Regions from separate parts of the Homo sapiens genome. Here region 2 is linked to region 1. A link is a contact called in ENCODE Hi-C or POLR2A ChIA-PET data. All regions are on one chromosome and are shown on one strand. Each heading gives the region's core, a stretch centred on a gene start or an enhancer-like site at or near the end of the contact. The rest is flanking DNA. Distances are from core to core; before and after follow the strand shown.

Region 1 (5,268 bases), core at 897-3,396:
ACAAGATCTTTGGGTTTTTGAACCAGGAGAATATATTGCTCAACTGTTGCTTATTCCCTATAAATTGTACCCCTCTCTACATAAGAAGAAGTGAGGAGGTCAGGGATTTGGAAGTGCAACTGGGAGAGAGACTTACCTATCACAACCCGTGGCATCTAATAGACCCACCTATACAGTGCAAATCAAAGGAAAGAAGTTTTATGGGCTTATGGATATAGGAGCTGATGTGTCAGTGTGTCAGTAATATCTAAAAACAATTGGCCCCTATCTCGGTCCCTAAAACTATCTTCTACATCCCTAGTGGGAGTAGGAACAGCTCAAAGTGTTCAACAGAGTGCTGAGATTCTGTCATGTCTCAGACTGGATGGGCGGTTCGTGTTTTGTGTCTCAAGGTTTAAAGGAGTCTTTTGCCCTGCACGTTGAACCCACCGGGGGTGGAGGGCAGGAGAGGGAGGATGAGAATTGGCCTGTACTGCCCTTTTCAGTAGTAGAGACACCTGTACTATCTTCTGAAGCAGAAACAGAGACCCTAATAGTTAGGCAGGAATATCATCACCCCTATTCAGCCTGAAGAAGTTACAGAAGACAGATCTTCATCCCTCTGCAACCCTTAGGATTAAGGGTCCTCTTGTAAAGGGGGAGATATGTCAGAGGCATTCAAACCAGGGCCGTTTCACTTGTTTCTGGGACTTCAACAAGCTGTTCACTCTCATGCTGCTCCTTTTCATGTTTCTAATGTTCACCCTCACACACTGCTCCCTGGGCTGCTCTCTTTGGGTGGTGATGGAATGAGAGACTGGAGAAGGATAAGCCTCGATTTGCTCTCTGTGTGCCTTCTGTTAATCAGAAAGAGCCAGCCTCTCATTATCAATGGAAAGTTTTACCCTGCGGTAATTAACCAAAGAGACAGAAGCTGAGTTACAGGTTGCAGAGCAGACGCTTCAGCAACGGCATGCCTCCCGGCTACAGCCACAAAAACTTTTTGCTTCTGCTTTGCTAGATTTACTAACGTGGGGGCGAGGGTATGCTTGTGTTTTCACAGCAAATGAACAAACCATGTGGGTGCCCTCAAGGTGTGTACAACCATGGAACAGGAGATTGGAGGGAACCATGGATCCCAGCCACAGGCCTGGTTCCCCCAGTGTGAGCCATGAGCCAGTTGAATCTGAATGTGAAGACGAACGAACCACCAACCAGCAATTGAAGGCTGCACATTTTGCAATTGCCTTATTCAATTAATTCAAAAACAAAAAGGGAGAAATGTTGGAGGACAAAAGATTGAGGGTCGTGGTCAATTCAGCATACCACTGGAGGCTATATGAGTAGGCAGCAAACTGTTTCTCAAATGCAGAATGTTGGCAGACCGACAAACTGTGTCTTCCACCCAGAAGGGATACTGAGGGCAGTGACGGCCAAGTGCAATGTTTGTTGTGATTAGGTACATCTGAAGCCTGTTAGTAATAATGTGAACCTGTGTTCAATTAAGCAGCTGACCAATCATTACCTTCTGCTCCCTGGTCATTCTACCCAATAAATACGAAGCGTGGTAGAAGCTCAGGGGCGGCCTTTGCTCACTAGAAGCAGGGAGCCCTTTTCTTCTTCCCCAGTTCCCTTTCCTTTAAAATGGTTTCTTTTGTCTTAAGTTTTCATTTCTATGTTCGTCCCTTCATTCAGTCTTGTAATGACGGTCTCAAGTAGTAACAGTAGTAACTGTCATAGTGACAGTCTCAAGTAATAACCATGGCAGTCAGCCACAAGATGATTTGGCACTGCTGAAGCATTCATAGAGCAGCATTCATCATCTATCTGACCTTTTTGTGGGAAATGTTTCCTAGCCCATTCAAGACACTTATGCTCATTGATGCTGGGTATACCCAGGACAAAGTAGTTTTGATCTTGTATTTTGACTACTTGCTATCTGTCTCCTACAGTTATGGCTGATGAAGAACACTTCCTTATTCACCATTGGATTCCAATATCCTGGAGTGTGTGAAGCACTCGTTAAATATTTTTCACCCATTTGGCAGTGGTACATCCCCCTTGCCCTTGGAGAATGGTAAAACTTGGCTCAAGCTGCATTTCCACAGCACACAGAATCCAAACTCCCTCCTGCAGGGAGCTTTCTGCACTCACTTCCTCATCCTTCCCCTACTTCCTCCTGCGTGTGCCACTGTCCTCTGTCTTACCCCATTTCATGCACTTGCAGTTCATTCACTTGAAGTTCAGTTTTCTGCCTAGTTTCCACCATCATAATAGTGATCAGCATTATGTAAGCTTCAGCAGCTTTCCTAGAGATTTTGAGTTACAGGGGAAGGTACCAAAGACAGCACTGGGCATTTCTATACCAAGCTCACTCTCCTCCCTCTGGCTTGGAAAGAGAAACTGTTTATCCCTCTACACCCAGGAGGAAACAACTCTGGAGTTGCTTAATAAATTGTCATCTTCTCAGGAATGCAGATGACTGATCAATTCCAGGATGTTAGAGAGCCTGACACCCACTGGAGCACTTCCTACTATTGTTTTAACTTTCCAAAAACAAGAAACAGACTGTCCTTTCCCCTTTGCCCTGTGGTGACCAGACATGACCTTCATTTTTGCTTTCTCTTTCCACTCTACAGTCACCAATGAAGGTCTCCTTCTGGCAGCTCTGCCTGGGTCAGATTCTGTTGGTTTTCTCTCCTGGGGCTGTCACTCTGTGGTTGTCAGGTGGCCCAGGATGGGGAATAACTCCCTTCTGTTCCAGTAGGAGGATTAAGACACTTACTTTGAGCTCTGGTCCCAGCTCTGGTCTCTACTCCATCTTTATTAGAAAGTCATATCCTTCTGGTAAAAAGACGGTATTTTGCCTGATTTGATTGAGTTCTTTGTGTGTTCTATGTCCTTCGGAATCCTGCAGGGGAGAAGGGTCTTTGGCACCCTGTCATTTACTAGGAATGTTGGAAATAGGGGAAATGCCTTGAACATTAGGTGTTAGGAATGCCAATTCCCAGGTTCCACTCTACACCTACTTCCTCAGAAAGTTTGTATTTTAACAAGCTTAAATGCATGCTAATGCTAGAGGTTCTTTGAGAATGCAATATTTGCTTCATAGACATATAGAAAAATCAGCTGCCAACATTCAAAAACATTAATAGAATTTTTTCAGCCATGTTAGCCTGAGTACTTTCTTCAGAATGGATTGTCTGCATTTTATCATTTCTCCAATTTCCATGTCAAGGCCCAGGTTTCCAGGTTACTAGACACTAGCGTTTTATACAGAAGTCTAGGTAATAAGATATGGAAACCCACATCCTCTTCTAGGGGAAAAGAGCCAGAGGGGAATGCAGAAAAATAAAGCAGTCAGATGTGTATCCTGAGTTTTGTCTCTCCAGATGTTGGCTCAGGAAATAGATATATTAGATATCAGAGTTCTACCCATCCCTTGAACCTTGGTCTGGGGAGTACTTTCAGAGTAACAGTCTTTCTAATGTGGCTGTGGCCACGTGTAGTTCCTCATTTTGAGGATCTAAACACCTTTACTTTTTGTCTGGTTTTCATCACTCTATGTTGCTTTCCAATATTTTATTCTTTTTAAAAAAATTATACTCTAAGTTCTGGATACGTGTGCAGAACGTACAGGTTTGTTACATAGGTATACACGTGCCATGGTGGTTTGCTACACCCATCAACCCGTCATCTATATTAGGTATTTCTCCTAATGCTGTCCCTCCCTCAGCCCCCCACCCCACAACAGGCCCCGGTGTGTGATGTTCCTCTTCCTGTGTCTATGTGTTCTCATTGTTCAACTCTCACTTATGAGTGAGAACATGCAGTGTTTGGTTTTCTGTTCCTGTGTTAGTTTGCTGAGAATGATGGTTTCCAGCTTCATCCTTGTCCCTGCAAAGGACATGAGCTCATCTTTTTTAATGGCTGCATAGTATTCCATGGTATGTATGTGCCACATTTTCTTTATCCAGTCTACCATTGATGGGCATTTGGGTTGGTTCCAAGTCATTGCTATTGTGAATAGTGCTGCAATAAACATATGTGTGCATGTGTCTTTATAGTAGAATGATATATAACCCTTTGGGTTTATACCCAGTAATGGGATTGCTGGGTCAAATGGTATTTCTGGTTCTAGATCCTTGAGGAATTGCCACACTATCTTCCACAATGGTTGAACTAATTTACACTCCCACTCTTGGGTATACACCCAAGGGATTATATATCATTCTACTATAAAAATGAAAAAGCGTTACTATTTCTACACTTTTACACTGTTGGTGGGCGTATAAATTAGTTTGACCATTGTGGAAGACAGTGTGGCAATTCCTCAAGGATCTAGAACTAGAATTACCATTCGACCCAGCCATCCCATTACTGGGTATATATACCCAAAGGATTATAAATTATTCTACTATAAATGCACATGCACACATATGTTTATTGTGGCACTATTCACAATAGCAAAGACTTGGAACCAACCCAAATGTCCATCAGTGATAGACTGGATTAAGAAAATGTGGCCCCTATACACCATGGAATACTATGCAGCCATAAAAAAGGATGAGTTCATGTCCTTTGTAGGGACATGGATGAAGCTGGAAACCATCATTCTCAGCAAACTATCACCAGGACAGAAAACCAAACACCACATGTTCTCACTCATAGGTGGGAATTGAACAATGAGAACACATGGACACAGGGTGGGGAACATCACACACTGGGGCCTGTTGTGGGGTGGGGGGAAGGGGGAGGGATAGCATTAGGAGAAATACCTAATGTAAATGAGGAGTTGATGGGTGCAGCAAAACAACATGGCACATGTGTACCTATGTATCAAACCTGCATGTTGTGCACATGTACTCTAGATCTTAAAGTATACTAATAAAAAATACATATATTTTTAAAAAGTGTTCCTATTTCTCCACATCCTCTCCAGCATCTGTTGTTTGCTGACTTTTTAATGATGGCCATTCTAAGTATTATGAGATGGTATCTCATTGTGGATTTGATTTGCATTTTTCTAATGAGCAATGATGATGAGTTTTTTCATGTTTTTTGGCGCATAAATGTCTTCTTTTGATAAGTGTCTGTGGATGTTGTTTACCCACTTTTTGATGGGGTTGTTTGTTTTTTTCTTGTAAATTTGTTTATGTTCCTTGTAGATTTGGATATTAGCCGTTTGTCAGATGGATAGATTGCAAAAATTTTCTCCCATTTTGTAGGTTTCCTCTTCACTCTGATGATAGTTTCTTTTGCTGTATAGAAGCTCTTTAGTTTAATTAG
Region 2 (5,268 bases), core at 705-3,204, 100 kb before region 1:
CCACAGCTTCAAGTCAACACTGCAAGGCCTACTGGGTATTGGAGCATGCGCTAAACACCTTTGGTCTTTCTTCTATTTGTGTTTTCACTGGGTAATGAGGTTCTCACGGGCACCACTTTTGGCTCCACTGGCTGTTCATCCCTTCCTTCCTGGGTTTCCTATTTTGCAAATGGTGCCATAATCTGTCTAGTTGTCCATGACAGAAGCCTTGACTCTTTCTTCCAACAAATAACAAAAGAGTTGTGTATTATAAAGGCTTCATGTCTCTCTGGAGCATCCACTTTTTTTTTTCCTTATCTCTACTCGAGTTATGGTCACCATCGTTTCTGGACTGGATTGTTGCAACTGTTTCTTTGGATTGAACCTGTTTCGAGGCTTGCTTCTCTCAAATTACCTTTCACACTGCAACCATAATGCTATATATTTATAAGACAAATATAATTGTGAGATGATGTCAGTGGGAATAGCAGAATAATGTCCTCCAAAAATCTCCACAAAGATAGAGAACACTGTCAAAAAATAGTCAGAATCAACTCTTTTTTTTTTTTTTTTTTTCAGAACTCTGGGTATCAACCCAACGCTTGAAGCAATATTGAGAGTGTTCATTCAAGAAAAATAGTAAGAATAGTGAGTTCTGTCATGTTTCAACTTGCCCCTTTCTCATTACCCCCAACTCTGTGGTAACCTTGAAAACCAAAAAACTAAAATCACTATGAAAACTAGCAGCCTGGAAGCCACTGAAGGGAGCTGAATGGAGTTAGAGCCCCTTAAAAGTCCCATTTCTAGAAAAATGTCATTATTTGACCTGTCCAGTGGTGCCCTGGGAGATCCCACTTGCAATTCAGGAATGGAAAACCAAATAGTGTATTTTCTCATTTCTTAGTGGGAGCTAAGCTATGAGGACGCAAAGGCACGAGAATGATATAATGGACTGAGGAACTGGGAGGGGGGCAGATTGGGAGGGGGATGAGGGATAAAAGACGACACTGGGTCCAGTGTACTCTGCTTGGGTGACGGGTGCACTAAAATCTCAGAGATCACCACTAGATAACTTATCCATGTAACCAAAAACCACCTGTACCCCAAAAACCATTGAAATAAAAATTAAAAAAGGAACAAGGTAATGAAAAAGAATAAATATAGTACTAATTTAAAAGAAAGAAAAATCCTGAGATCCTCCCCACTGTTTCTAAGAGTCCTCTTTTTCCTCAGCCTTTTCTCTACCTCCTCAGTCCTACAGAATTATGCACTGTTTCTTTGTTGGTGCAAGACTCCAAAAGCCTAAAATGTGGTGTTTTTACTGTTACTTTAAAAAAAAAAAAAAAACACCCTGGTATTCACACACACAATTATTCCTATTCGACTTTTTCTTTTTCCTGTTGTTTTAGTTTCAGGAACTTTTACTGGAGGTTCTGCAGAGAACATGCAGAGTCAGCATGCAGCCTTCCTTCCTGATTTTGATCACTCTTCCTTTTGCTCCTTCCTCTTTTAAAAAAGTGTAAGACGCTTTTATTTGTGTCTTGAGAGACTGTTCTTTAGTGGATAATAATATCTCTGTTTTAGTCTGTCAAGCTTTGGTTAAAAAAACTCATTCCTACCCCCTTCTACATTACATTGAAAGGTAGGAAAAGTCCATTTAATAAACATTTAAAAACCCCACATATTCAGAATATTGGATACATTATAAATGATCATCAAGTATGGGCATAAGAATGTTTAGAGTACCCCATCAGGTTTAACAAGAAGATATATTTATACTGATTTCTGGCATTCAATTTATGTTCTTTAAATACCTAAAAGACTCATTTCTAAATCTTCTAGCTCCTGGAGAAGGGCTATCTCTTTTTGAATTTTCTCCAGCTGCTTTTTTTCCTAGCTGTTTGCCGGTTGCTGCTTGTTATTTCAGTTGTTTGATTGTTTTCAGTTTCCTAGGTTCTCATGTTTTCCCCGCTATCTTAAAATCTCTTCATGTTGGCTGAGAGAAGATATTTTGGGGTGTGTTTCCTGTTTTGCAGTGACTGGCTTCATGCTTCCTTTGTTCTTAGGGGATGTTTTGGGAAATGGCTTGTTATTTGCCCTTGTAGTTTCATATTCTCTGCGGCCCCTCCTCATGTAGCTTAAGATCAATGACTTGTTCATTTCTTCTAAGTGGAGTTCTAAAAGTCATTGCAATATTGGCTCCTCACAGGGTACTTAGAACTGCTTAATAAGTTATTGATTTTATTGGAAATACTATGTCCAGAATTTTTCGCTAACGATTTCTGCATTTGATGGCATGATATTTTTGTGCAGGATAGAGCTAGTATAATGGAAAATCTCGCACCCATTATTAACACATAACCTGGGGGCACATGTAGTAGTTGTTGCAAGACAGGTTCAGTATACAAGTATCAGTCATGTATTACACCATATTAATAGAATGAAGGACAAAAATTGCATGATCATTTCACTGGATGCAGAAAAAACATTGTACAGCTCTTTATCTGGGCACCAAGCAAAGTATGTAAAATTTGAAGCCATAGGTTTGGAAATAAGTTTGTGGTTTTTAACATCCCACAATTTTTCCCCTTGATTTCCAAACCCCTACAGTAGTAATATGTATGAATACAGTGGTAATATGTATGAAGACTATAGTAGACTGTATTACAAGAGCCAGTTCCAAAGTCAAGTTTACAATCACACAGCAAGTAGAGAATTGCTGCTTTGACAAGAGTTTTCCTAGAGGGCCCAACTCATTATAAATGGGATCACTCTTCAGTATTTACATTATAGCATTTTATTTGTTGCAATATAGAAACAGGTTTGTTATTGACAGTAGGAAACTATGGTTTTGTCGACATCTGCATTACCTATTACCAACTCACTGATAGCTTTTAGATTGTATTTTAGTTCTCACTACTAATGTTACTTTGCCTCAAACCAGGAAACAGGTTCCTAGATCTCCCTACACCCATGTATACGTAGCCTGCCTGGGGCTTCCTTTTTCCATGTTATAAGCTGTCTGGAGTAGGCCTATTTTGGGCAGATTCCGGCTAATCTTTCCTCTTCAGGTTTACTTTTCTCAGTCTAATGTGGTATGGATGTTAGCTGAGTTGTACTGTGGGCTCATGCTACTCCATTTAGAAAGAAAATTTGGGAAGCCTCATTTTGAACTTTCATTCTTGTTGTGTTCTTCACTCCAACATCTTAGGGGGCTCTGTGTTTTGGATGAAAAGGTGATCATTTGCCCAACCGACTCCATTCTTTATGTATATATGCTATTTTTTTTTTTTTTGAGACGGAGTCTCGCTATGTTGGCCAGGCTGGAGTGCAGTGGCGCGATCTCGGCTCACTGCAAGCTCCGCCTCCCGGGTTCACGCCATTCTCCTGCCTCAGCCTCCCGAGTAGCTGGGACTACAGGCGCCCGCCAACACGCCCAGCTAATTTTTTGTATTTTTAGTAGAGACGGGGGTTTCACCGTGTTAGCCAGGATGGTCTCGATCTCCTGACCTCGTGATCTGCCCGCCTCAGGCTTCCAAAGTGCTGGGATTACAGGCGTGAGCCACCGCGCCTGGGGTATATATGCTATTATTCAGAGCTATGGAGGAAAGAAGGGGCTCATCGGCACGCTGAATCGAAACAGTAACACCTGGAATGTGAACGGTGGTTCGAAAAGTATTAACATGCTTACTTTTTGGAATTTCTAAGCACATGAACATGGCTAAATTCTGTTGGAGGCACCCGTCTGTCCTCAGGTGAAATTAAGATATGTTTGGTTATAAAAGAGATGCCAAGAGAAAAATAAAGGTAATATTCAGATTCAGATATTTTAAGAAAATGGCTTTGCATAAATCCAACAACATTGCAAGCCAAGATTTTGTCTAAGTATATCAACAGTCATGTCTGGTAGGGTAGGCAATCTGTTTTTCTGTTTCACTCCAAGAACATACCAAAATATTTCAATCACATCTATCTTCCCAAAAACTACTCTGATATTAGCTTAACATTACAAACGATTTCCCCTTTTAATGAATGAATGAATCACCTCTAGCTACTACTAACTCTTAGTACACAATTTTTAAAAACAGTCTCTGGGGCTTCTGATATTTGTTTTAAGTTTTAATCATTAATGGATGACTGTTTCTGAAAATCCACTTTTCCCCTTACATTTGTGAGATAAAATAAAAGAGACCGTAAACGTCAGATAAGGTTCAGCCAGAGAATTATATTCTGTACAAATAATGGTACAACAGCAATCTTTGGTTGTTGGGGCAGCTGCAACACAGCACAGATGTTACCTTCAACTTCCTTTGTAAAAAAATAAGTTTAAGTGTAAAAAATATATTATGACTTTATGATAAGGAAGGCTGGGGACTCTTTTCACATCTAATTTTTGAATAAATAATATATTTACATGATTCAAAAAACAAAAGAATATGAAAAGGCAAATTTAAGATGTCTTGATTCCACCTTGCCTGCCTGGTTCTCCCACAGTTTTCTGAAGTAACCATTGTTTCTTGGGTATACTTACATTGTTTCTTTCTAAAAATGTAAACAAATTGCAGTGCACGTTCTTAATTCCTTTCTTTCTTTCTTTTTTCGGATACAGAGTCCCCTCTGTCACCCAGGTTGGAGTGCTGTGGCATGATCGTAGCTCACTGCAGCCTTGAACTTCTGAGCTCATGGTCCTCCTGCCTCAGCCTCCAAGTAGCTAAGACTACCAGCAAGTGTCTTCATGCCCACCTGGTTAATTTTTTTTTTTTCAGAGATGGAGGCAGGGAGGGTCTCACTATACTGCCCAAGCTGGTCTTGAGCTCCTGTCTTCAAGCAATCCTTCCACCTCAGCCTCCCAAAGTGTTGGGATTATAGTTGAGCCCATGTGCCTGGCCATAGATTCTTAATTCCTTCTCTCTCTCTTTTTTTTTTTTTTTTAACATAAAAGGTAGCATACTGTTTATATATATGGCTCTATGTCTTGTTCTTTTCACTTAACAACATATCATGGGGATTGCTCCATCTCAGTATCTAGAGAGTCTCCTTATTTGTTTTATACAACGATATAGTAGTCCTTTGTGTAACAATACCTGCATTTGTGTTAACCCATTTCATTTGGGATATTTCTAAAACTTTGCAGTTTCAGACAGCACTTCATTGTTTGCTATTATTTCCCTCCACATTGGTTATGCCACTCTGTGTTTTCACTAATGAAGTGTGAAGGTGCATGTTTGTTCTCATATCATGGGTTTTGAAAATCTGATGGGGAGAAATCATATCTCAGTGCAGTTTGAA

What was found. Hi-C counts contacts between places; a loop is a spot of excess contacts on that map. ChIA-PET counts read pairs that join two places held with the same protein, here RNA polymerase II (POLR2A). Pooled maps may share reads with other maps.
Region 2: a map of endothelial cell of umbilical vein shows a loop between it and region 1 (6-fold over the local background). The contact joins two enhancer-like sites. A Hi-C loop is called at or near these places in 1 of 168 maps with a recorded cell type or tissue (endothelial cell of umbilical vein) and 1 of 50 pooled maps. POLR2A ChIA-PET finds 5 or more read pairs at or near these places in 7 of 52 experiments (CD4-positive, alpha-beta T cell, CD8-positive, alpha-beta T cell, T-cell and 4 more).

The regions. Positions count from the first base shown.
Region 1 is chr7:150,584,470-150,589,737 of GRCh38, forward strand. No RefSeq gene overlaps it. Among named protein-coding and RNA genes, the nearest start is that of GIMAP4, 20 kb to the left of the region's middle. RefSeq lists an enhancer at 2,057-2,236. Within about 2 kb of position 2,147, at least 5 of the 41 ENCODE cell types and tissues checked have a DNase peak (open chromatin) inside an H3K27ac peak, as active enhancers do; they include endothelial cell of umbilical vein, where a contact is called at or near this core.
Region 2 is chr7:150,482,262-150,487,529 of GRCh38, forward strand. It overlaps the pseudogene EIF2AP1. Among named protein-coding and RNA genes, the nearest start is that of GIMAP7, 30 kb to the right of the region's middle. Within about 2 kb of position 1,955, at least 5 of the 41 ENCODE cell types and tissues checked have a DNase peak (open chromatin) inside an H3K27ac peak, as active enhancers do; they include endothelial cell of umbilical vein, where a contact is called at or near this core.